Linked DNA regions of Homo sapiens: regions 2 and 3 are each linked to region 1. The links are chromatin loops, found by intact Hi-C in ENCODE. Cell type or tissue: MCF 10A. All regions are shown on one strand.

Region 1 (8,000 bases):
GCTCTCCCTAGAAATTTCCTGGACTCATTCACAGAGCTGTGTGTCCATCTTGGAAGATCCAATACTATTCACAGCTATGTCCAGTGGAGCAGATCACTGTGGTATGAGGGACACCTACTGATGCCAGTAATAAGAGACCATGAGCTCCCCTCAGCACTCCACCCAAGTATCTGAGCCCTAGACTGAAAATTGACATCTGAAAGTCTTACCTTTAAAGTGAATATAGTTCACTAAGACCATGATGGTGTTTGGCTTGAGGTCTTGAATTAGACCCACAACTTTCCCTTTGGTTTGCATCTCCACATGACTGTTAATCTCCTGCTTGGCTGCAGAAATGTTGGAGAAGTCGGTAGAAAAGACTTCAGTCTCATAGAGGGTCTTGACATCATTCAAGAACTTTGCCAGTGGTTTCAGATGCTTGCCAATGAAGAGGGCATTTCCTATCTGCAATTCCAGTTCCTTCTTTGGAAAATTCAGTGAACAGATCAGATGCTGGAAGCCATGCTGGATCTCTACCATTGGAGTGTCTGTGAGGTTGAACCCCAAGGTCTCCACAATCTCAGTTTGGGTGCTGCAGCAGGCCCCAAAGGAAAGCATAACCAAAGCTGCAGAAATGCTCACAGGGGAAAAGAAGATGTTCTTATCTGGGGTCTCCACAGTGAACCTCCGGTACAGATTGAATGCAAAGTCAGCATTAATGGATGACATCTTGTAGAGAGTGGCATTTGGTTGGGATGAATGGCAGGCTGTTACTTTGCCTTCAGGTGATGCACAGTGGATTGTAGCATGAAGCCCAAGTACCAAGAGAACCAGATACAGGAATGGTGACATTTTGGAAGGAAGTTAATCTATAAGAGATGAAGTGAGACAACCACTGAGGGAGCTTAGTTGGATGAAACACTCCCTGAGCCAGAGACACATAATAACCACCCACATTGATTAATAAAACAATAGTAAATATTTGATGATGTGCTCATCAGGGGCTGAGCAGGGGTTTCTCTCCCTTGAAAAACAGGAGATGCATCTAATATGGACAGGGAGTAGGAGAAGTGGCTTGCTGCAACCACGGAAATAATGCCATGGACTGTCATTCAGATGTTATAGCAACATTATGAAAACGCTGTGAGTAAATTAAATTTATGGAAATTGAATCACTTTTTTTCTGAACTAGAGGCAGCCTTTTGGAGAGAGGGGATATTCTTAGGTTAAACTAGTACTCCCTCTGTATACATTATTCATTGTAGATTAGAATTTTAGATTTTTTTTTTCATCTGGCATTTTCTTAAGATAAAATCTATGAGATGAGAGAACACTCGCATCTTATTTGGCTAAAAGACAAAATGAAAGTAATTTGTACAATATATGATTAGTTGGAATGGATGGGTGGTGGTTTATGGAGCCACGTACAAGGTCATGAGCTGAAATTCATGCATTTTGCAATGCATGGAAGCCATAGAGGTATTTTCGAACAACCAGAAAATGAAAGAATAATTTTCTAAATTTTACATTTCTTTCACCATTAATCTTAGTAACATCTAAACAGTCATTTCTAAGTTGTAAGACATCTTAACACTATTATTCTTACACCTATGCATGTTACTTTTAATTATTATAAAGAAAGCCAGAAAGATAAGGTGTAAGGTTCTCTGATCCTGAAAGAGTGCAAAGAAATGGAGTAAAGAAGTCAGGTGTGGAAATCCAATGAAAGTGGACATGTGTGCTTAGAAGGAAGAGGTCTATGAACTCAGAAAAAGGATCCTTCCTCCACCCTCCATCTTCTTCCTGAGTGATCTTACCCTCCGCACTCAATTGCTAGAAACTGTATCTCTCTCAGATTGCTCTCCTGAGCTCCTAGCCATTTATCCAGCTTTCTTTTGGATATAACCACCAGGATGGTCCACACAGACCTCAGTCTCAATAAGAAAATCTCAAAGTTGCCAGATGTAAACATATCATCTCCCTACACCTTAAGCTTGCTCCCTCATCTTCATTCCACATCTCAGTTTATCACATCACTGTCTATAGAGACACCTAAGCCAGATACCTGGGAATAATCATAGCCTCCTTTTATTCTCATTCCCCATATCTAATGAAGCATGATGTCTTATGAATACTAACTCTTAAATAACTCTCAAAACTTCTCCCTTCTCTTCATTCCTGCTGCCTCTGCCTCTCAGTTCATGGCCTGAGCTACTATATCAGCTCCTAACAGATCACACCATCTCCTATATCCTCCATACCAACCCCCTTTGTTCACCACTCTATCCAATCTCCATATCATCATCAGAGTCCTCTTTCTTTAAAAGTCACTGAGGCTGGTAGAAAGTCAATTATTAGATGACCACACTTAGACCTTCACCCCTAGAGCCAGGAATTTGGTTTGGGACTCTGACTTGCCAACTTGGTTATTTGGGACTCTGACTTGCTGATAGAGATGTTCAAAGTTTCCAAAGAGAAAAAAAGTACTTACAGCAAATGCCCAAGAATCCACCTGCATCTCTCAGAAAGCAACATCTTTCCATTTTTATAGCATGTCCTGTATTGCAAAACTAGAGCACTCTTAGTTATAAATTAACCCCAGCATTAACCCTGGGATGGTATTTTCAAAGCTGATGTACAAAACCAAGGCCAAGAGGAACAAAGCAAAAAATGATAAGGTTTGAACTTTGAGTGATTGCTTTGGCTGCCAGACCCTTCATGTAAAACAAAAGAGAAAGAGGATTGTCAGAGCTGGAGGGGTTTAAGTCCATGCTGGCAAGAGTGTCTTCAGCAGGCAGAATAGGGGCCATAGGCAAAAGCACCAAGAGGCAGCAGGAAAAAGTTCTCACTATTGGGCCAAACAGCAGTGGAATTGGCAGTTTTTTAAGGGAAAGTTGTACAAAAGCAGAGGCTGGGTGATCCTTTCTAATAGGTTCTGTAGAAATTATACATGCATTCGCAGAGGAAATGATGTCAAAGGTAGCTTCCAGCCCTAGACTTCTGATGCTGCAAACATATATGTCTGCTAAGGGGGAAACCAGCCCTGTCTTCTCGTCATTAAAATTCCCTGTACCGTCCCCTGGCCACAGGACTCCAAAAGAGGATGCAGAAGGAGTCAAGGAGACTGAAATTAAAGATTCCACTGTCCAGTATTAATTGTGTACTGATTATATGCAAAGAAGCAATGGGAACAAAAAGAACTGGACTCAGTCAGGAGACTTGAGTTCAACCTGCTTCTGAAAGTTTCCAGCTCTAGTAGTAGTAGTAGTAGCAGTAGTAGCAGTAGCAGTAGCAGCAACAGCAACTCCTGCTTCTGAGTATTTACTACAGGCATGTGAAGCATTTTACTACAGACATTTTGTGAAGCATCAGATTCCAGACCCTGCCAGCTTCAGTACTACATTAAGAATCTATGTGTTAATTTGTAGTGGGAGGGGAGGCAGGGAATGAGGAGCTAGTTCGAACTAAGCCTAGATGCAGTCTATGGTAGGACTTATAATCCAGGACAAATAGTACTGACTTTACCTTGAGGGCACTGGGAAGCCACTGGGGGATAGACAGAGGGTGACTCTGTGTACCATTATTTCTTCTTAACAAAACATAGACTAAGCTCCCACTGTGTGGAAAGAACCACAGTCAGCACTGAGGTTTCAGAGCTGGTTGGTAAATATCAGTCCTGAACCCAAGAGGTCTTTCTAACTACCTGACACCCGCTGCCCATATTGAAGAAGGCACACCTCACAAATGTGATGGTCACTAGTACATGTGTCCTAAAGAAAGGGAGTGACAAGCTCAAGTCTCTAGACTGCGAGGTTAGTCCATGTAATATAACACATTGCTCTCTCAGCTACAGCAAGTCCCTGCAGAGAAAACAGCAAAAGACTGTGTAAAAAGAAAACTTCCAAACCTGTGCCCTCTGGTGGCATAGTCAGACAATGGCACAGGTTGTTTTCTGCTGCTTCTGATTCAGCTGAGCTTTGCTAGCAGGGCTTATCTCCGACATAAGAGAAAGGTACCCTTCCCTCTGCAGACTCCCTTGCCCTGTGCTCTGGCATCACAGGCATTAGACCTGTGCCCCTGCCATGTCTCTATGTTGTAACTGTGTAATTTGGGACAAGTTACCTAGTATCCTTGAACCTCAGTTTTCTCACCTCTAAAGTGGAAATAATAATGATTCCCATGTCATGTGGTTATTGAGAGTATAAAATGAAATTTAGAGGTGGTGTCCAGAAGCTCCTATAATAGTGCCCCGTACAAAGTGGGGATCCAGAAACAGATAATTCTCTTCCCTTTCTTCTGTTATCATATATTCCCTCACCTCAAGTCTCCATATTCCCTGGGCTTTATCTCTACCCCCTACTGCTGTTCATTTCTGCTTTCTGCTAATACATTCTCCTTCAGATGCAATTGATTGAGAAGGTGTAAGATCTTGCAAACTTATATTTATCACAATAATTTCAGTCTTGTGTAAAGCTGCTAGAGTAGCACATTGAATAAAGACTCTCTAGGAAGTTTTACCATATCAATAAATTCAATCAGATCTAAAATTATATATCTCCTTTTTTGAATGAACACCCTCATAATTATTCCCACACAAATTTTATTTTAGAAATGTTCAACGTTCCACAGTTCTTTCAGTTTGTAAACACTTTTCTCATTGTTTTGATATTTGATCCTCCACCCTAGTCTGGAGAGAAATGATGGGATCTTACTCTGCTTACAGGTCTGGAGACAACAATAGTTGTGAGATGGTGGCATTAGGAAAATTGGCTTCTTTTTGCAATTTAAGTCTCACGGGCAAGGAAATTACCGGGTGTGTAAGCAAAGGAGAAACAGCTGCATTGGACAAAGAGAAAGACTGCTTTTGCTGGCAAGAGAGGCTCAGTGGGGATTTGGAGTTGAGGTTCTTTTAACTCTCTCAACTGTCCTATTCTTGAATTTTTACTCTTTGCATTTCAGTGACTAATTTCGACAAAACCGACATCAATGTTGAGAAATCAACAAATTCTGTAATTTGGTAATACACAGGATCAAATGGCAAGCATAGGATTTGGCTAACTTAGCTCTCCAGAAATTATATTTACATGTTCCCTGTCTTCCATATATTCCTGGAGCACTTGAGCCAAGAAATTAGGCTTCTGAGCAAGAATTTAGGCTTCTTTTTTAAAGCTTTCTAGTGCCATCATAAGCATCCACTTCACCTCACAATCTATTAACTACTTACATTTTTCAGACTTCTCTATGGCAGCAATGAGGTCTTCTAAAGCCAGGCCTTCCAAAGGCTTTACATTTTAGAGAACCACTTAATTAAATGATATGCTCTTTCATTTCATGGGCTGCCATATTCCCCTTATAGAACACAAATGGAGTTTTCAACTACCTTTAGCCCTAATGGGGCAGAAAATCAACTTCAAAATTCCCCAATTTCCTTAAATTTTGTTGCATGAAACCTAATTTCTGTTATCAATGTCTGTATTAGTTATAGTACTTGGATCTAAATAACAGTAACTGCTGTTGCTAACCTTAAAATAAAAGACACTTATTGAAGGATATACATTTACCCAAAATGAAAAGGAATGCCAAAGAAACTTGCTCATTTTGTATGGAGAAAAACATGGGGACAGAGGTATGAATTTATCCCACTTCATAGACAATGGTTAATAGTTTGGCTGGAAGTCCTTTGGAAAGGACATGATTATAAAATAAGTGATAAACAAGTGTAGGGAAGAGGTATATGTGGCTATCTCTGCAAATGGGCATATGATATAAAGATATTCAGGTTTCATGTGAATACTCACCAAAGAACAACCTCAGCAGAGAAGTTTAATAATCAGGGGGATAAGATGATGCATTCTGTGGATTTCAGGCAGCCTCTTTCCCAGACACTCTTGTCTTTGTTTGATGTGTTCATGAAGAAAGTGGTCATACCAGCCAGGATGAAGCTTGTGAGTGGGCTCAGAATCATGGACCTCCATGCACCAAAGTCAATTTGGCTACAACTTCAGCGGATACCAAAACTAAGATTCCAATATGGCATTATTCCTCAGAAGGACTTGCAAGCTACATGTTTTGAACTTGATTACATTGGACCACTTCCATCTTGGAAGGGGTATTGTTTTGTTCTCACAAGAATACACAATGACTCTAAATGTGACATTACCACTTCGCCTGCAAAGCTTGTGCCAAAACTACCATCTGAGGATTTACTGGCTGCCTTATCTACCATCATGGTATTTTATACAGAGTCCCTTCTGGTCCAACAACTGATCTCATACCAGAGTGTGGCAATGTGCCAACTCATAAAATTCACTGACCTTACCATGTTACCTATCACCCTGAAGCAGCTGGCCAATCGAGAGTGGAATGCCTTTGATGACTCAGTTACAGAGCCAGCTAGATGATATTTTGCAGGGTTGGCCCATGTCCTCTGTAATGTGGTATATGTTTTAAGTTAGTGTCCAAAATGTGGTGCTGATTCTCCCATAGCCAGGAATCCTAGGTTAGGGAATCAAGGAATGACATTAATTTTAGATCTACTCATTATTTCCCTACTGATCCACTAGTAAAATTACTTTTCTCATCCCTGTAACTTAGGTCGTCCTGATTTAGAGGCCTTAATTCGAATGGTTGAATGATTCCACCACAGGTTGCAGCAATGCTTCTAATGAATTTATAGCTGAGATTGACATCTGGTGACTTTGAGTACTTGTGCCACTGAATAAATAGCAAAATAAGGGGGCTACAGTACTTACTGTTATGGTAGATCTTGAATATCAAGAAGAAATTGCATTGCTACACATAATGAGGATCTGTAATGCAGGTGTTCCCCATGGATGTCTCTTAGTACTTCCATATTCTGTGACTAAAGTCAATGGAAAATTATAGCAACCCATACAAACAGGACTTTTAATGGCTCAGACACTCGAGAAATGAAGATTGGGTCACATCTCCAGTCGAGGAAGCTCAACCAGGTAAGGTGCTTGTTGAGGGCAAAGGCAATATGGAATGGGTTAATGGAAGAAGGTAGTTAAGGAAGAAAGTTGTTAAAAACATCAATTTTGATCTTCTGGCTAGTTGCAAAACCCAATACTACAATAGTTAGGAGTACTTCCTTATGTTGATATCAAGATATCTGTGTTTATATTAATCATTTTGCTTCCACCTTCCTATTCCTCTATTCCTTCCTATTTACATAAGATGTGTTAATTGTAATTAATTTTATATGACAGTATCCAAGTTACTGGATGTCAAAGAGGACTCAAAGGAATAAGGAATGTCAGCCAAAGATGGATAAAGGGACTGTATTAGACCATTCAGGCTGCCACAACAAAATACCATAACCTGGTGGCTTAATAAACAACAGGAATTTATTTCTTACAGTTCTAAAGGCTGAAGAGGCCAAGGTCAAGGTGCCAACAAATTCAGTGTTTGGTAAGAAAATGCTTTCTGGTGCATAGAGGGTGCTCATTTTGCTGTGTCCTCACATGGTAGAAAGGATGAAAGCTCACTCTTGGACTTCTTTTATAAGAGCACTAATACCATTTTTGAAGGCTATGTCCCTGACCTAATAACCTTTCGAAGGCCCCACCTCCTAATATCTTGCATTTTCTTTATTATAAATCCCTTATTTCAGACAGAGGGAGAGAGAGAGAGAGAGAGAGAGAGAGTAAAGGAAGCTCTCAGACAACAAGTGCATTTTGAGGAGAGTAAAGTGAAAACTGTGCTCCCAATTCAGAGGTCTTTAGCCTATCTTTTGAAATCCACCTTAAGTTCTCCTTCTCTCTTTCCTGAGAAAAGCTCACCCACTGAGATCCTTCCTGATTCTTTCAGCTACACAATTTTTTTTAGTCAATGTATTACATGTAAAGATGCTTAAATCATGGATCCATTTCATATTCAGCATTTCCCCCCAGCTTTGATCCCCTTATTTCTAGAGACTGTGGCACCCACTTCTCAGTCTGACCATGTTTGTGATCAAGAGCTGGGTAGGGGGATAGAGACAAGCTGAAATGATCCTTTCA
Region 2 (8,000 bases), 65 kb before region 1:
TATCATCAGAGTGAACAGATAATGTACAGAATGGGGGAAAATTTTTGCAATCTGTCCATCTGACAAAAGTCTAATATCCAGAGTCTATAAGGCACACAAGAGAAAAACAACCCCATTAAAAAGTGGGCAAAGGACATAAGTAGGCACTTCTCAAAATAAGACATTCATGTGGCCAACAAACACATGACAAAAAGCTCAACATAACTGATCATTAGAGAAATGTAAATCAAAACCACAATGAGATCGCATCTCAAGCCAGTCAGATGGCCATTATTAAAAAGTCATAAAATAACAGATGCTGGTGAGGTTGTGGAGAAAAAGGAACCCTTATACACTGTTGGTGGGAATGTAAATTAGTACAACTATTGTGGAAGACAGTGTGGTGATTCCTCAAAGATCTAGAGGCAGAAATATCATTTGACCCAGCAATCCCATTACTGGGTATATACCCAAAGGAATGTAAATCATTCTATTATAAAGATACATGCACACATAAGTTCATTGCAGCACCATTCACAATAGCAAAGACTCGGAATCCATTCAAATGCCCATCAATGATAGACTGCATAAAGAAAATGTCGTACATATACACCAGGGAGCACTATGCAGCCGTAAAAAAGAAGCAGATCATGTCCTTTCCAGGAACATGGATGGACCTGGAAGCCATTATCCTCAGCAAACTAACACAGGAACAGAAAACACTACATGTTCTCTCTTTAAGTGGGAGCTGAACAATGAGAACACATGGATACAGGATGGGAAACAACACATACTGGGGCCTGTCAGAGGTAGGGAGAAGGAGAGCATCAGGAAGAATAGCTAATGGTTGCTGGGCTTAATACCAAAATGATAGGTTGATCTGTACAGCAACCACCCATAGCATACATTTATTTATGTAACAAACCTACACATACTGCACATGTACCCCAGATCTTAAAATAAAAGATGAAGGAAAAAAAGATAGCATCTGGCTTTCTTCTATTCATACTAACCTCATCATCAAAGGTATCTTGGCCACACTCTTGATTTTCTCTCCTAAATACTATTTTTTAAAAATTATTTACATGGCCAGTCTGAGAATTTTCCAAATTTTTACATTTGGCTTCTCCTTTGATTAAGAATTCAAATTGTTTTCAATGATCTCAGTTTCTCTCTCTCTCTCTCTCTCTGTCTCCCTCACCTCTTTTTCTGGAACTCTGATGGCACAAATGTTAGCTTTTTGTTATTCTCCCACAGGTCCTTCAGATTTGGTTCATTTTTATTGCATCTATTTTATCTTTATTATTCAGAATGTATAAATTCTATTGATCTTTCTCAAGTTCACTAATTCTGTTTGTGTCATCTTTACTCTGTCTTTGAGCCAATCCAGCATGTTCCCTTTTATTTCTAATATTTAATTTCTATAATTTCCATTTGGTTATTTTTATAACTTTATTTCTTTTCTGAAATTTTCTAGGTTTACATTTAATTAATTATTGAAGTATTTCATAACTGCTTTAAAATCTTTGTCAGACAGTTACAACATTAGATTCATCTTGCTGTTGGTTTCTGTTGATTGTCTTTTCCAAATAGATTACTGATTTCCCTAGTCCTTGATATGACAGGCTTTTTATTGCTTCCTCGTCATGTTGATTGTGTTTTGTGACTCCTATTTATATCTTTTATGTGAGCAGGCAGTCATCATGCCTAGGTTTAGCATGCAGATGCTAGCCAACTTTTGTGGTCTGTGATTATAATGACAGCTTAATTTTTAGAGACTTTGCAGTATTAGTATGATCTTAGTTTATCTGGTGCTGCTGCAGCTCCCACTGCTACTTGTCAGTGGAGTGGAAGAGGTTTCCCTAGGCCTGGGTGCCTGGTGTTGATGGGTGGGGCAAGGGATTCTCAGGCCGTGAAGGTAAACGGGCTTCCCTGGCAAGGAGGTTGCTGTGGCATTCTTTTCCCTGACTGTGGAAGATAAAGAGCACTTCTTTGGCTAGGCTCTTGTCATTGTGGTTATTCATTTACTGGTGCCCTAGTCTCTCTGGGTGGGAAAGGGGAATCTCAGGACTATAGAGGTACAGAGACTTTTAGCCTGAATGGTTCTGATGTTGAAATCCCTCTTCCTGGTGCCACACAGGCAACCAGTGTCTCTGGATAAGGAAGGAGTGTCTCGTGCCCATGGAGAAAAAGAAGCTTCCCAGGCTGGGTTGATTATTGGAGTGGAGCCCCCTTGCTTGTGTTGCTAGGCTTCCCTGGTTATCTCCCAGTGCAGGATTGAAGTCTCTGGCGTATCAGGGAAAGAGAGTTATCTCTACTTTCTGTTTCACAGCCTTTTCCAATACCGTGGGAGGCAAGCACAGCCTGAATATATGGCTGATTTAACACTACCTGTGAGTAATGCTCAATCAGTGGGGGACAGAAACTAACCAAGAAATATTTTCAAACTCTGAACCCTCAGGTGGACAATGCTTGGAGACATTGTACACACTTCTCAGAAGGTCCTGGTGGAATTTAGCCTATAGTAGTGATCCACATGATGTATCCTTTAACTGTCCTTTCTTCCTCTCCATCTCACTCTACAACTCTCCAACTCCTGTTTTCTGAAATTACATCCCAAATAAACTATCTGAATCCAAGTTCTTGCAGCAGGCTTGGCTTTCAGTGGAACCCAAACTAAGACGAACCCAATAAAAAGTAGGCTAAAAATATGAACAAACTTATCATCAAAAGAAATAGTATAACTTAAAAACTTACAAAAACATGTTTGGCCCACTCATAACAAAATAAATGGGAATGAGAACAAAGGTCGCATTTTTCATCTGTCAGATTGGCAAAGGTTACAGATTTTGATATCATACCATTTGTAATGTGCTATTACATATGCTATTGTTGCAATCCCATTGCAAGGCAACTTGAAAATACCTTTTAGCACACACATTCCCATTGACCTAGCGATTTTACTTTCAGAAATAAATACAACAGATATATTCACGCATGTGTACAAGTATATACCCAAGAATGTTTGTTGCAGCATTGATTGTAATAAAGCACCAGACTAGGAGAAAAAACACTGAGTTTCCATCAATAAACAATTGGTTTTAAAATATATGGTGAATCCATCCAGTAGAATACTATGCCATTAACAAAAACAGAGCATATCTGTGTATGTCAATACAGAAACATCCCTCAGATTTATTACAGAGATAATGCGAAGTTCAAAAAAATACACAGTATAATTGAGAATTATATTATCTATATTATCTATTATATTACACAGTAGCTTTAACATTAATAAATATTGCCACTAAGGAGAGAAAGCAGTGCCTGACTGGGGTGGAATATCTAATTTTTATTTTGTATTTATTTGTACTCTTAGAATATTTAGTCATGCACACGTATTAATTTTCAATTATGAAAAAATAAATAATGGGCATTGTTTCTCAATTAGGATTGAAATTAATCTTCAATTTATTTTTTCTTAGATTTATTTTTATTGATATGTAACATACACTATAGATATTAATTGTAATGAATCAGTTATTCACATACACTCATGCATACATGCATGTGTACATGTGTGTGTAACCATCACTCATATCAAGATATTGAACATTCCCAATGCTTCCAATAATTTCTCTCCAACTTCTTTCCATTTAATACTTACCCTTGTATTGAGGTAATCACTATTCTGACTTTTAACACCATTGATTGATCTTCAGTTTAAGTATTGGTTTTAGGTAGAAAAATAGTTTATTATATAGAGAATATACATAGAAAAAGACACATCAAAATGTTAAAAGTGATTATCTACATAGATCTAGGAATACACATGATTTTACTTCTGCTTTATAGTCATCTTACTTGTAATGTGGACATATTAACAATAAAATAATAAAAGCCTCTCTCCTTAAAAAATACCTTTTATAAACTCTGCATGGAATGTTTGGATGTCATTCATCCAAAACTTTCGCCAACGTTTCTTTATCCTATTATTTCAGCTGATTTTTTTTCCCTTTGACTCCTCTACTGTGATCTAATCACAGCTATCAGAGTAGAAAGGGCAGGATAGGGAGAAAAGGAGTTCTCTGACTTGGATACTTGAGATTAGGCTTTCAATGCTGTATGTTTCAGAGGGAACATGATTTTTCCCCAAGCATCAATGAAACTAAAACTGTTTGATATTTGGACTATAGTTCTACTGCACTTGATTATTTAAAATGTTTTACCAAATTGAGAAGATACAAACAGCATTTATTTTTCTACTAGGCTAAGGACAATTTAAAACCACTTAAACTTCCTTTGCTTATGAACCATACAAACCACTAAGTGGAGCTGTAGGCTCAAGTATGAGAAATGTGTGCATGAGTTCAATTATTTTGTGGAAACAGATATAATGAGGTTCTGAGAGTTCACCAAGAATAATGAAAAATTCCAGCTTCATTTTTCTCCTAAAATTTTACCTCCTTGTTTAAAGAAGTATTCAGAACCTGGGATTTTGAAGGGTTGGGTGTGGTCATTTAGAAGGGGTGGGATACATAGAAGCCATTCAGTTTCATTATTTCATTTCATACCATGTTATTTACAACAATTATAGGACCATAGATTATACAACAATTGCAGCATTATAGAACGTTGTCCTTTTATTTAAAATCCTAGCTTTCTGAATTTCATTTGTCATCCCTCTATGCTGCTGTGATCATTGCAAATTTATAACATAACTTTATACACTCGGGGACTGGAAAGAAAAAATGCCTCAAATTTATAGTAGTCCTGTTTTTCAATACAATTTTTGTTAAATGGTTCACATTTATAATTGATAAATCTACTATTTAATTTTTCAACATTTTATTGCCAAAAGTAGTGGTGAAAATGGAAGGAAATTTTGCCTTCCAGGGGGTTAGGCAATGTCTGGAGGCAATTTTGGTTGTCACAACTGGGTAGGGGATGGTGCTACTGGCATCTAGTGGGTAGAGGCTAAAGAGGGGAGTACTTGATCTTTATACCTCACTACAAAGTAGTAATAAATGGAAAAAGAAAGAAGGAATGAAAAAAAAAAGAAAAAGAGACAGAGCAAGGGAAGAAAGGAGGGAGGAAGGGAGAAAAGGAAAAGAAGAAAAAGAAAAAAGTAGCAAGTGAATTGCCCAATGACATCTAAGTTAAAACTCTGCTCTCCTAACTTTAAGGTCATTTCAGAAATTGACATTCTCTGAAAAATCATATAAAATGCCAATTTTTTAAACTTTTAAGTTCAGGAATACATGTACAGGTTTGTTACACAGGTAAACTCATGTCATGGGGGGTTGTTGTACAAATTATTTTGTCACTCAGATATTAAGCCTAGTACCCATTAGTTATTTTTCCTGATTCTCTCCCTCCTCCCACTCTCCTTCCTCAACAGACCCTGGTGTCTGTTTTTCCCCTATATGTGTCCATGTGTTCTCATCATTTATCTCCCACTTACAAGTGAGAACACGTGATATTTGGTTTTCTGTTCCTGCATTAGTTTGCTAGGGATAATGTCCTCCAGCTCCATCCATGTCCCTGCAAAGGACATAATCTTGTTTCTTTTTTATGGCTGCATAGTATTCCATGCTATATATGTACCACATTTTCTTTATCCAGTCTATCATTGATGGACATTTAGGTTGATTCCACGTCTTTGCTATTGTGAATAGTGCTGCAATGAACATACACGAGCATGTGTCTTTATGGGTAGAACAGCTTATATTCCATTAGGTATATACTGAGTAACAGGCCTGCTGTGCCTAATAGTAGTGCTGTTTTTAGGTCATTGAGGAAGCACCACACTGTTTTCCACAATGGTTGAACTAATTTAAACTCACACCAACAGTGTATAAATGTTCCTTTTTCTCCAGAACCTCACCAGCATTTGTTCTTTTTTTACTTTTTAATAATAGCCAATCTGACTGGTGTGAGATGGTATCTCATTGTGATTTTGATTTGCTTTTCTCTAATGATCAGTGATGTTGAGCTGTTTTTCATATGTTTGTTGGCCACATGTATGTCATCTTTTGAAAAGTGTCTGTTCATGTCCTTTGCCCACTTTTTAATGGGATTGCTTTTTTTTCTTGTTATTTTAAGTTACTTATAGATGCTGGATATTAGACCTGTGTCAGATGCATAGTTTGCAAAAATTTTCTCTCAATTTGCAAGTTGTTTTTTTACTCTGTTGATAGTTACTTTTGCTGTGCAAAAGTTCTTTTGTTTAATTAGATCTTATTGGTATATTTTTGCTTTTGTTGCAATTGCTTTCAGCATCTGCATCATGAAATCTTTGCTCATTCCTATGTCCACAATGGCATTGTCTAGGTTGTCTTCCAGGGTTTTAATCACTTTACCTTTTACATTGAAGTCTTTGATCCATCTTGAGTTTATTTTTGTATGTGGTGAAAGGAAGAGGTCCAGTTTCAATCTTCTGCATATGGCCAGCCTGTTATCCTAACATGATTTGTTGAACAGGGAGTCCTTTCACCATTACTTGTTTTTGTCAGCTATGTTGCAGATCAGATGTCTGTAGATGCACAGCTTTAATTCTGGGCTTTCTATTTGGTTCCATTCATCGGTGTGTTTGTTTTTTTCTCCAGTTCCATGCTGCTGTGATTACTGTAGCTGACAGAGCAGGAGCACCATCATCTTGGACAAACACTGACACTTTAAGTTCCAGCTCCCTTTCTAGCCTCATACATTTCAAGGAAATCACTTCTCCTCTAACTACAAGCAGACAGAAAGAGCAGACAGTAAAACACAGATAAGACAGCTCGGGCACAGAGAGAAGTAAGGGGAAAGTCTCTTGCCAAACTTCACTCTCATACAATGGGCCCCAGTAAAACAGTGGGCCGGGCCTTAATAAGCACATTCATTTCCCTTCACGTGCAGATAGGGAAGCTCAAGCAGACTCAGGGGATATGCCTGCAGCTGCAGAAAGATGTATGGGAACAAACACACAACTCTCTCTCTCAGATAAGCATTACAAAGAGACACAGAAGCAGTCTAAGCCTCTGATAATTTCTCCCACTCTGAATCCTTAAAAACTCTTAGTCTGTAAGAGAGCGTGGCTCTGACCTAACTTTACCAGCAGCCCCTCTCAGGTTTGTTTAAAATAAACCTGTCCCTGTTGACTGTAAAGCCACCCTTCATGTTTCACTCCTCTTTTTTTAATTCTTACATCAGGCTTGTAGTATATTTTAAAGTTGGGTAGCATGATGCCTCCAGCTCTGTTTTTTACTGCTTGGGATTGCCTTGGCTACTCAAGCTTTATTTTTTTGGTTCCATGTGAATTTTAAAATATTTTTTGTAGTTCTATGATGAACATCATTTTTAGTTTCATAGGAACAGCATTGAATCTACAAATTGCTTTGGACAGTATGGCCATTCTATTTATATTGATTCTTCCTATACATGAGCATGGAATGTTTTTCCATTTGTTTGTGTCACCTCTGATTTCTTTTAGCATTTTTCTTTTAGATTTTTCTTTTCTGCCTCTATTGAAATAATCATGTGATTTTTGTATTTAGTTCTGTTTATGTGATGACTTGCATTTATTGATTTGCATATGTTGAACCAACTTTGCATCCCAGGGATAAAGCCTAATTGATAATGGTAGATAAGCTTTTTGATGTGCTGCTGATGTGGTCTGCTAGTATTTTACCGAGGATTTTTGCATTGATGTTCATCAAAGATATTGGCCTGAAATTTTTGTGTCTTTGCCAGATTTTGGTATCCAGATTATGCTGGCCTCATAGAATGAGTTAAGGACGAGTCTCTCCTCCTCAATTTTTTGGAATAGTTTCAGTAAGAATGGTACTAGCTCTTTTTTGTTTATCTGGTAGAATTCAGCTGTTAATCCATCTGTTCCTGGGCTTTCTGTTTTTTTTTCTTTTTTCTTTTTTCTTTTTTTGGTAGCTACACTATTTATTAGTGCCTCAATTTCAAAGCTCGTTATTGGTCTGTTCAGGGATTCAGTTTCTCCCTGGTTCAGTCTTGGGAGGGTATAGGAT
Region 3 (8,000 bases), 360 kb after region 1:
GCTTTGCTATCCTTATAGGGTAAGGTTATTGAAAGAGCCTGCCTTATGCCCTCTACACCCTAGCATCCCAGTCCCTAGGTGCACAATCATCTCATACACTGTGGGCTGCATCTTATGCCCTCACACTCTGGGAAGAGCAATGAAGCAAAGGGAAAGCAACTTGCAAGGTGCAGTAATTCAGGAGCAAGATGACCGAGGCCTAAGCTAGGGGCCTTATGATCAATGGAGGGATAAGAACAGAGTTAGGATGTTTTCCAGAGGTAGAGCCAATAAAAATCAGTGGGAACTGAAGGCTTGGGGACAATGGGGGAAGACCCTGAGGCCTGGTTAGTCAAAGTAGACTGAACAGAGATTTGTGAAGTAGACTGCATGGTGAAGAATATGCACACAGTTTTGAATAAAATGAACAGGGAGAGTGCCCAGGGTGCAAAGAATGTGTGCTCAAGTGCCTTACCCATAGAGTGTAATAGATGGAGCAGAAAGCTCCAGCTTGAGAAGCACAGCACCCTGAAGCCTGCATACCCATTGCCTCTTCAGCCACAACAGGGGGTGCATATTTAGGCTTGGTGCCCTCACAAGGGACTGTGGAAAGAGCAGAAGATCTCTTGTATATACAAGCAAAGAAGTGGCAGAAATTGCAGGGATAGAGCTAAAGGCCTGGAGATTGGAGGCCCGGGAGTGTTCAGCTGCATGTCTCTTCAGGGTCAGGAAGGTGGGATCTAGAGAGGCAGAGGTGTAGAGCCTGCGGAGGGCCACTGGTAGGCTTACCAGTTGGGTTGGTTTGCTGTGTCTCAGCTCTATTTGACCTAACACAAAGGTCTCAAGTGTCTGGAAGTGGCCTACTTCCAAAATTTGGTCTCAGATGGGCATTGTGTCCCATCAGCATCCTGTCCAAAACCTGTTGAACCACAGCCTTATTTGCACACTTTTTCCTGAAACAGAGAAGTAACTGGTTATCAGTAAATGCCACATTGCTTCTCAGAGAACAAACAGCAGAGAACACCCCAGCCCCTAACTTTCCTAGGAATTCCTTTCTCCTGCACACATACAGTCATGTCCAGTCATAAGTATATGCACTCTTCATACCCCTCTTCTCTTCCCATAGCGAGTCAGCCAGAAACATAGCAGCGAGGAAGACTCATCCTTCCCGCCCCAGCTTTTTTTCAGAGAGTGAGGCACAAAGACTGTCCATGTTACCAGGCAGGATATCAGGGTATGGGGAAGGCTTTCTGAGAAGTGGAGAGGGGAGGAAGCAGGCAAGTGGGAGCCTTCAAAAAATGCATTACTTCAACCTCTGAAAGAGCCCCACCTTGCAATCAGCATGGACATGGCTCTTGCGATTACAGGGAATCCTCCTTCCAGGGGCATCTGATTGACTAAAGAAAAGTAATCTTCCACCCTCAGTGCCCTCCTGAGCTGAGCCAACCAGTATACATTCTCCAGCTCAAAGTCACATTTCCTCTATGTGGCCTGGGACTGGGCATTTTGTTGTCACATCCATGTCAACTTTGCTCTTGTACACCTGTTCTCAGGGCTGGACATATGGCATGTGACACAGACAGACAGCCTTGTTCATGTAGCAGAGATTTGTGACCCTCACCCAATGAAGCCATTTCAGATTCTTGAGGCTCAGGGCTGGCTTCACAGAGACATCTATTCTGGAAGCTGGCATTACTCTCATTAATCATGTGCTTCCAGCCTAGAAGTGTCTTGGGTGAGTACATGTAAGTACCCAGCTGTAGCCCTGCAGAGAGCTGGCTTTTCAGAGGTCTCTGATGTGCTCACTCAAGACAACTGAGATCATTAGCAGGGCTGTTTCCCCCACAAGTAGCTTCTGAATGAGAACAGGCCCTGGGCCCTGGGCATTAATGAGACTCTTAGGATCTTTCTCAAATTAACAAATGAACTCCCCGCAAATCTCAGCATGTGTGTGTGTGTGTGTGTGTGTGTGTGTGTGTGTGTGCACTAATAGTCTCATGTGGTAATGTGGAAACTGCAGTGCTATCTGCTAGAACCTTACCCAACTACCTTTTTATTCCACTGGGTACATGTTCATTTCTGGTTTGCCATGTAAAAACTTATTCTCAATTATCTTTAATCATGAAATTTCATTTAGCAGCATTCCAATGTGTGCATGAATTATTCCTGAATTAAAGCAATGTACTCCAACCTGTTTCCAACCATGCTTTACCCATGTGCCAGCACTCAGGATCTATAGACACTGCAAATACATATTTATGTGTGATCTACATAAATAAGTGGATGACTGGCAAACATCTTCAGATATTATGAGACCCAAATAAATTTAAAGTAAACATAGAAAAGAACCCTGTATCTTCAAACATTTCACACAAGTAAGTACAAAATACACCCACTCCAGGCCACACAATTATACAACCATAGATTGCACAGTCTTATCTCCCTCCAATAGAGCTGAATCAATAATTTCTCTCTGTTGCATCAAAAAAGATCCCCTAGCCCTTTAATACACACACACGCAGAAAGCGAGAGAAAGACAAACATATATGCTTTAGATGGGCTAAAATGTGGGCTCAAACAGGTGTCTCTCAGGTCAATGTTGTGTGTCTTGTCCATCACCCTATAACCATTTTGGTGGCCTCTTCTTCACTCCATTGGTAAGGGAGGGATTCCTGTCCTAGGGATATGGGGATGGCCAAACACATGACAGTCAACACTGGACAGATGAAATCACTAGCAGTTTTATTAGTCACATACACTTAAAGCCCTGGAGAGTACATAATACACCACACAGGGCCACTTGGGGTTACATTCAGAAACACAATAAACAACCAGGGTTTGTAGGAGGCAAACTTTGTAGTATCAAAAGAATGGAGTGTCCCTGATTCCTGGGGGAGAATGTGACTGGCTTCTTCGAATAATTACACAGACTGGCAAGGAATTGAAACTCTCTAGTTAAAGATAAGCAGGAACTGCACTGGCTCATTTAATAAGGAGACTTGTTTTGTTAAGGGACCTTACCTGCAGGCACCGAGTGGAGAGGGGAATTTGCAGTTAGGACATTCAAGGTCCTCCTAATTTTACCAGATGTCCAGGAAGCGCATAATATTAATTTAGGCCTTGCACCATAATTGACTCCTTGATGCCTTCACATCAATATAAATTCTGGTGATGACTGAGACTTCTAGAGAATAGAAGTGCCTCTTTAGGAAGTGAAGTGTCTACACACATACACAAACATACAAACACACATGCTGATACAGTTTGGATCTATATCCCCACTCAAATCTTATGTTGAATTGTAATCCCCCACGTTGGAGGTGAGACATTGTGGGAGGTGATTGGATCATGCGGCAGTTTCTTGTGAACGGTTTAGTACCATCTTCTTGATACTGTCCTCACAATAGTGAGCGAGCTCTCACAAAATCTGACTGTTTAAAAGTGTGTGGCACCCTCCCTCATCTCTCTTTTGCTCCTGCTCCGGCCACGTGAAAGTGCCTGCTCCACTTTCACCTTCTACCATGATTTCAAGTTTCCTGAGCCCTCCCCAGAAGCCAAGGAGATGTCATCATACTTCCGGTACAGCCTGCAGAACCATGGACCAATTAAACCTCTTTTCTTTATAAATTACCCAGACTCAGGTATTTCTTTATAGCAGTGTGAGAACAGACTAATACACATGCCCTGGGAATGGGCTAAAATCTGGACTCAAACGGGTGTCTCTCATGTCTGTTTTGTGTCTTGCCTGTTATCCTGCACCCTGTTTTGATCACCTGTTCAACCCTATTGGTGAGAAGGAAAAGTGTCTACTTCACTTCCTAGGGAGACAGGCAGGGACAGGGCCACCTGGTGAGGTGGTCATCAAAAGCATGAACTTCAGAGGTGTCCCCCTTTATGGCCAATAAAGGCAACTGAGGGACCTGAGTGGCACTGGTATAGTGAATCCATGTCCTAGAAGGCATTAATTTAGATTAATCAATGCCTGTGGTAATAGTGACACCTAGAGGAGTATCACTTTGTAACTTAAATAGGAGTTCTTTGAGGAGCCTATTATGCCTGTCAATTAAACCAGCTGCCTGGGGTCTATAAGGGTAGTGGAAGCTCCATTTACTGTCTTATTCAAGAGCCTAGATTGTGTATTCTGAGAAGTGAGGTGAGTGCTTTGGTCATAGCAGTAATGTCTGGAACTCCAAAGGGGATAAGGAGTATCCTGTTGAGGCCTTGTACTGGGCCTTAGCATAGTCCTTCCTCATTGTTTGCAAATTCCATATTTAAGGATTTACCTACTCACTGAAACTTATTTATAAACCCCAAATCAATTCTTGCAGTGCTTCTGTGGTCATTCATAAACATGCATAGATCAGCAAAAAAATTGAATTATCTGGTGCATGTGTTCCCAGCTGAGGTTGGATAAGGTGATGCTCTGCCTTCTTGTCTCAGCTCTCATACCATAAACAAGTATCCTTTTTGCAGTATATTTAATACCACATTGTTCAAACTTTTATGCTTTTTATTAATAATTTCACTGTTTAAAATTGCCCCCAAGCATAGTGCTAAAGTGTTGTCTAGTGTTCCTAAGCACAAGAAGGCTGTGATGTGCCTTATGGAGAAAATACATGTGCTAAGCATGAGCATAGTGCTGTTGTCCATAAGTTCAATGCAAATGAATAAACAATATATATTAAATAGCAATGTAAACAAATCAATAATATACATGAAATAAAGTGTCTTTAAACAAAAACACATATAAAACAAGGTTATATACTGACTGGCTAATGAAAATGTTGTAACCAGAGGCTCACAGAAAGTGAGCCTGGATTTACTCTAGGAACCATGGTTTAATATTCACTAATTCAGTGCTCACAGTGACTTTATAGAACATAACTACCAGAAATAATGAGAATCAACTGTACATGTAGGAACATCTGTTATCTTGTGTGTCAGACTGCTAGGGCTGCCATAACAAAATACTACAGACCGAGTAACTTAGACAATTAAAATTTATTTTCCCACAGTTCTGGAGATTTGAAGTCCCAGATCAAGGTGCCAGCAGTATTGATTAATGGTGAGGCCTCTCTCCTTGACTTACTGATGGCCGTCTTCTCACTGTGTCCTCACACAGCCTTTCCTTTGTGCAAGTGCAGAGAGAAAGAGCTCTCTGGTCTCTTTCTCTCCTTATAAGGACACAGGTTCTATCTGATAAGGGCCCTACCCTTACGACCTCATTTAACCATAATTACCGCCTCAAGGGTCCTATCTCCAAATTCAGTCACATTGGGAGTTGGGGCTTCAATATAGGGATTTGGGAAGACACAATTCAGTCTGTAACACCCTGATTTATATTTTGGGTATCTGCAAGGGAATAGATTCCCAAAGTTCCTTACTTTGGGGGCAACTCTGAGGCAATGGCCTAAGAGTTCATAAAACTGTACTTACTGGGCCATTTGTTGGTCATGGCACCCAGTGCTAAGATGATGGCTGAAGTTTGGCCAATTGTGCTGACTCTTTGTTTCCTGCCCTTTATCACAGACATCCTGGTTAAGAAATGGATAGCAGTAACACGTATGATGGTGACAATATTGTCTATAGAATAAACTCCCATTGCTGTTCACTAATTTGATCCCAAAGGGCTCCCCACATAGCTAAGGGATATAGGGTGACCTCCTCCAGCACCATGGCAATTGGCAAGGGACTGAGGATAGCAGAGGTCATTCCTTCTTACATGTATGATCTGCCAAATGCCCAGATTTGGTTCCACCCTGTATCAAAGAGGCTTAAGTAACCATCATGACTTCACAGGGTGCTGGTTCCATGACCCAAAGCATATTGGACAACTACAGAGGTAGAGAACCAAAGGCTCAGGGTCTATGAGAGCCTCTATTTTGGGGACATCCAGCATATGGCCAGTTATTCTCACTCTAATGGTATATAGTGCAAGGCTTAGTAGGGCAGTTTCTTGCATCAGAAGCCTTCAATCAACTTATAACCTTTATGGCTGGTCCATTGACCACAGTGAGGGCATGTCAGGAGGTTACTAAAGCCTCTACAATAAAGGAAACTCTCATAGCACTAACAGGAGTGCCCATTGGTTTAGATTAAGACAGATTCTAGAGCTTTTTGTTGGAAGAGGCCCATTCGAGCTGTGCTGATTTGCAAGTAATAGCAACAGTGAGATTAAGACAAAATCGTAAATGAGGACTATGTTGCCCTCAGAACTCAGAAATGGGTAAAAGATGCTGAACTTACATTAACATTGCGGGTGATGAGACTGTCAGTAGTTGGTTTTTGACAGTGTCAAGGATGGAGCAGTTCTGGGCTTACCAAATAAATTTTAGGAACTTAACAAAGGTGTTGAAACCTTACAATAAGTGTGGGGCAATGGCCCATCCCCTCTTTATGAGCTCCTTTATGAGTATACTTAATGAGTGTGTCAAATAAATCTCTTTGGAGGAGGGTGTCTCTTATGTAACATCATACCTGTGCTCCTGGAGAATGGTGGATACAGTTAAGAACTTTCCTGCAAAGACTATTTGCAATGGCAAGGTTGCTGACATACCCCGTGGGTAGCCTGGTAAATGTGTATCATGTCTCTTCAGAGGTGAAGGCAAACTGAAGCTGAATGGCTGTTGATACAGACACAGAACAGAAAATATTAGTCAAATGTAAAATGGCAAAATGTTTGCTGGTGCAGATTCAACGGAGTCAGTAATTTCAATAAGATTGGATATGGGGCCTTAATGGACAGGACCATAGGATTAAGATTGCAGTAATACACTATGAAGTACCATTCAATTATTCCAGGTTTAAGAACAGGCTAAACTGGGCTGTTAAATGGAGAAGGAGTGGGGATAATTACCCCTTCATTCATTAGGTCTTATGTAATAAGTTTCATACTTGAAGGCCCTATTTTGAATTTACATTGTGCCATATTAACTGTTTTTTGTTTGTTTGTTTTGTTTTTTGTTTGTTTGTTTGTTTTTTGAGACAGAATCTCACTCTGTCGCTGGGCTGGAATACAATGGCACGATCTCAGCTCACTGCAAACTCCACCTCCTGGGTTCAAGCAATTCTCTTGCTTCGGCCTTCTGAGTAGCTGGGATTACAGGCACCACCACACCTACCTAATTTTTGTATTTTTTGTAGAGATGGGGTTTCACCCTGTTAGCCTGGCTGGTCTTGAACTCCTGACCTCAAGTGATCCACCTGCCTCAGCCTCCCAAAGTTCTGTGATTACAGGCATGAGCCACCACAACTGGCTCATATTAACTATTTTAATTAGGCAGTCCTTAGAGTCTCATTTTGTCAAACCAATTTTTAAATGCAAAGACTTAATTTAATTGTAATTTATAACTTATTGGGTCCAAGCATCCGTGCCCACTATGGGATATTTTTGGGCAATGGTATTTTAATCATGGAGAATTAAGACAATAGTTCTTGTACCACATCTCCTCAACACATAATCAGTGGCCAGAGTAAGTGACTGTGGAGATCTGCCCAAGACCTTACTCTGCAAAGATAGATGAGTGGACCATGGAATGAAGGCATTCAAGCACCTAGCCTTGCAGTAACAGGTGGGCTGAAGCACAGGGTTCCGTCTCAACTGGACACCCCCTTTCCCACCTCAATGCTCTCTTGGGGCCAGTAGTAGACAGGGTAAGCAAGCTGGGGCTCAGAAGTGCAGGTCCATGTCTCCATCAGCCAACTCCTTCCAAGGGGTTGCCTGCCCTCTCCATTTGTGGAAGCCTGGGGGTTGTGCCTACAAATAAAAGAGGTCCAGGAAAACAGTGGATCATCAAGGGAGAGGTTAGAGGCCAAAGTGGAATTTCAAAATAGTACTGGGGTTGCTGCCCTCCAGGAGCCAGGTCCTGATGAGTAGTAGAACACAGAGGCTCAAAGTATGCCTCAGATGCCTGTGGCCTTGGACCCCAGAAGGACAGAGGGCATGGAGGATGGCTGAGGACTGGAAAGAGGACGGAGGTGGGGTGAACAGGGCAGCACAGGGCAAGGGGGAACTAGGTGAG

Evidence for each region. Hi-C counts contacts between places; a loop is a spot of excess contacts. Peaks named below come from ENCODE experiments on the same cell type or tissue, not always from the same donor. Only the 100,000 strongest peaks of a DNase experiment are listed, where the experiment ranks them.
Region 2: it touches region 1 in a loop (19-fold over the local background); 6 of 110 quality-filtered maps call a loop at or near these places.
Region 3: it touches region 1 in a loop (9-fold over the local background); 12 of 110 quality-filtered maps call a loop at or near these places.

Annotation. Positions count from the first base shown.
Region 1 is chrX:106,036,228-106,044,227 of GRCh38, forward strand. SERPINA7 (serpin family A member 7) reads right to left here and starts at 2,500. Exons shown (of 5, transcript NM_000354.6): 1 at 2,471-2,500; 2 at 210-848. The coding sequence starts at 831. In MCF 10A, a CTCF peak has its summit at 3,895 (motif pointing left); no DNase peak of the experiment used is centred here.
Region 2 is chrX:105,971,253-105,979,252 of GRCh38, forward strand. The region is part of intron 1 of LOC105373304 (a long non-coding RNA gene); the gene reads right to left. Among named protein-coding and RNA genes, the nearest start is that of SERPINA7, 63 kb to the right of the region's middle. In MCF 10A, a CTCF peak has its summit at 4,310; no DNase peak of the experiment used is centred here.
Region 3 is chrX:106,394,001-106,402,000 of GRCh38, forward strand. No RefSeq gene overlaps it. Among named protein-coding and RNA genes, the nearest start is that of RADX, 210 kb to the right of the region's middle. In MCF 10A, CTCF peaks have their summits at 3,968 (motif pointing left) and 4,178; no DNase peak of the experiment used is centred here.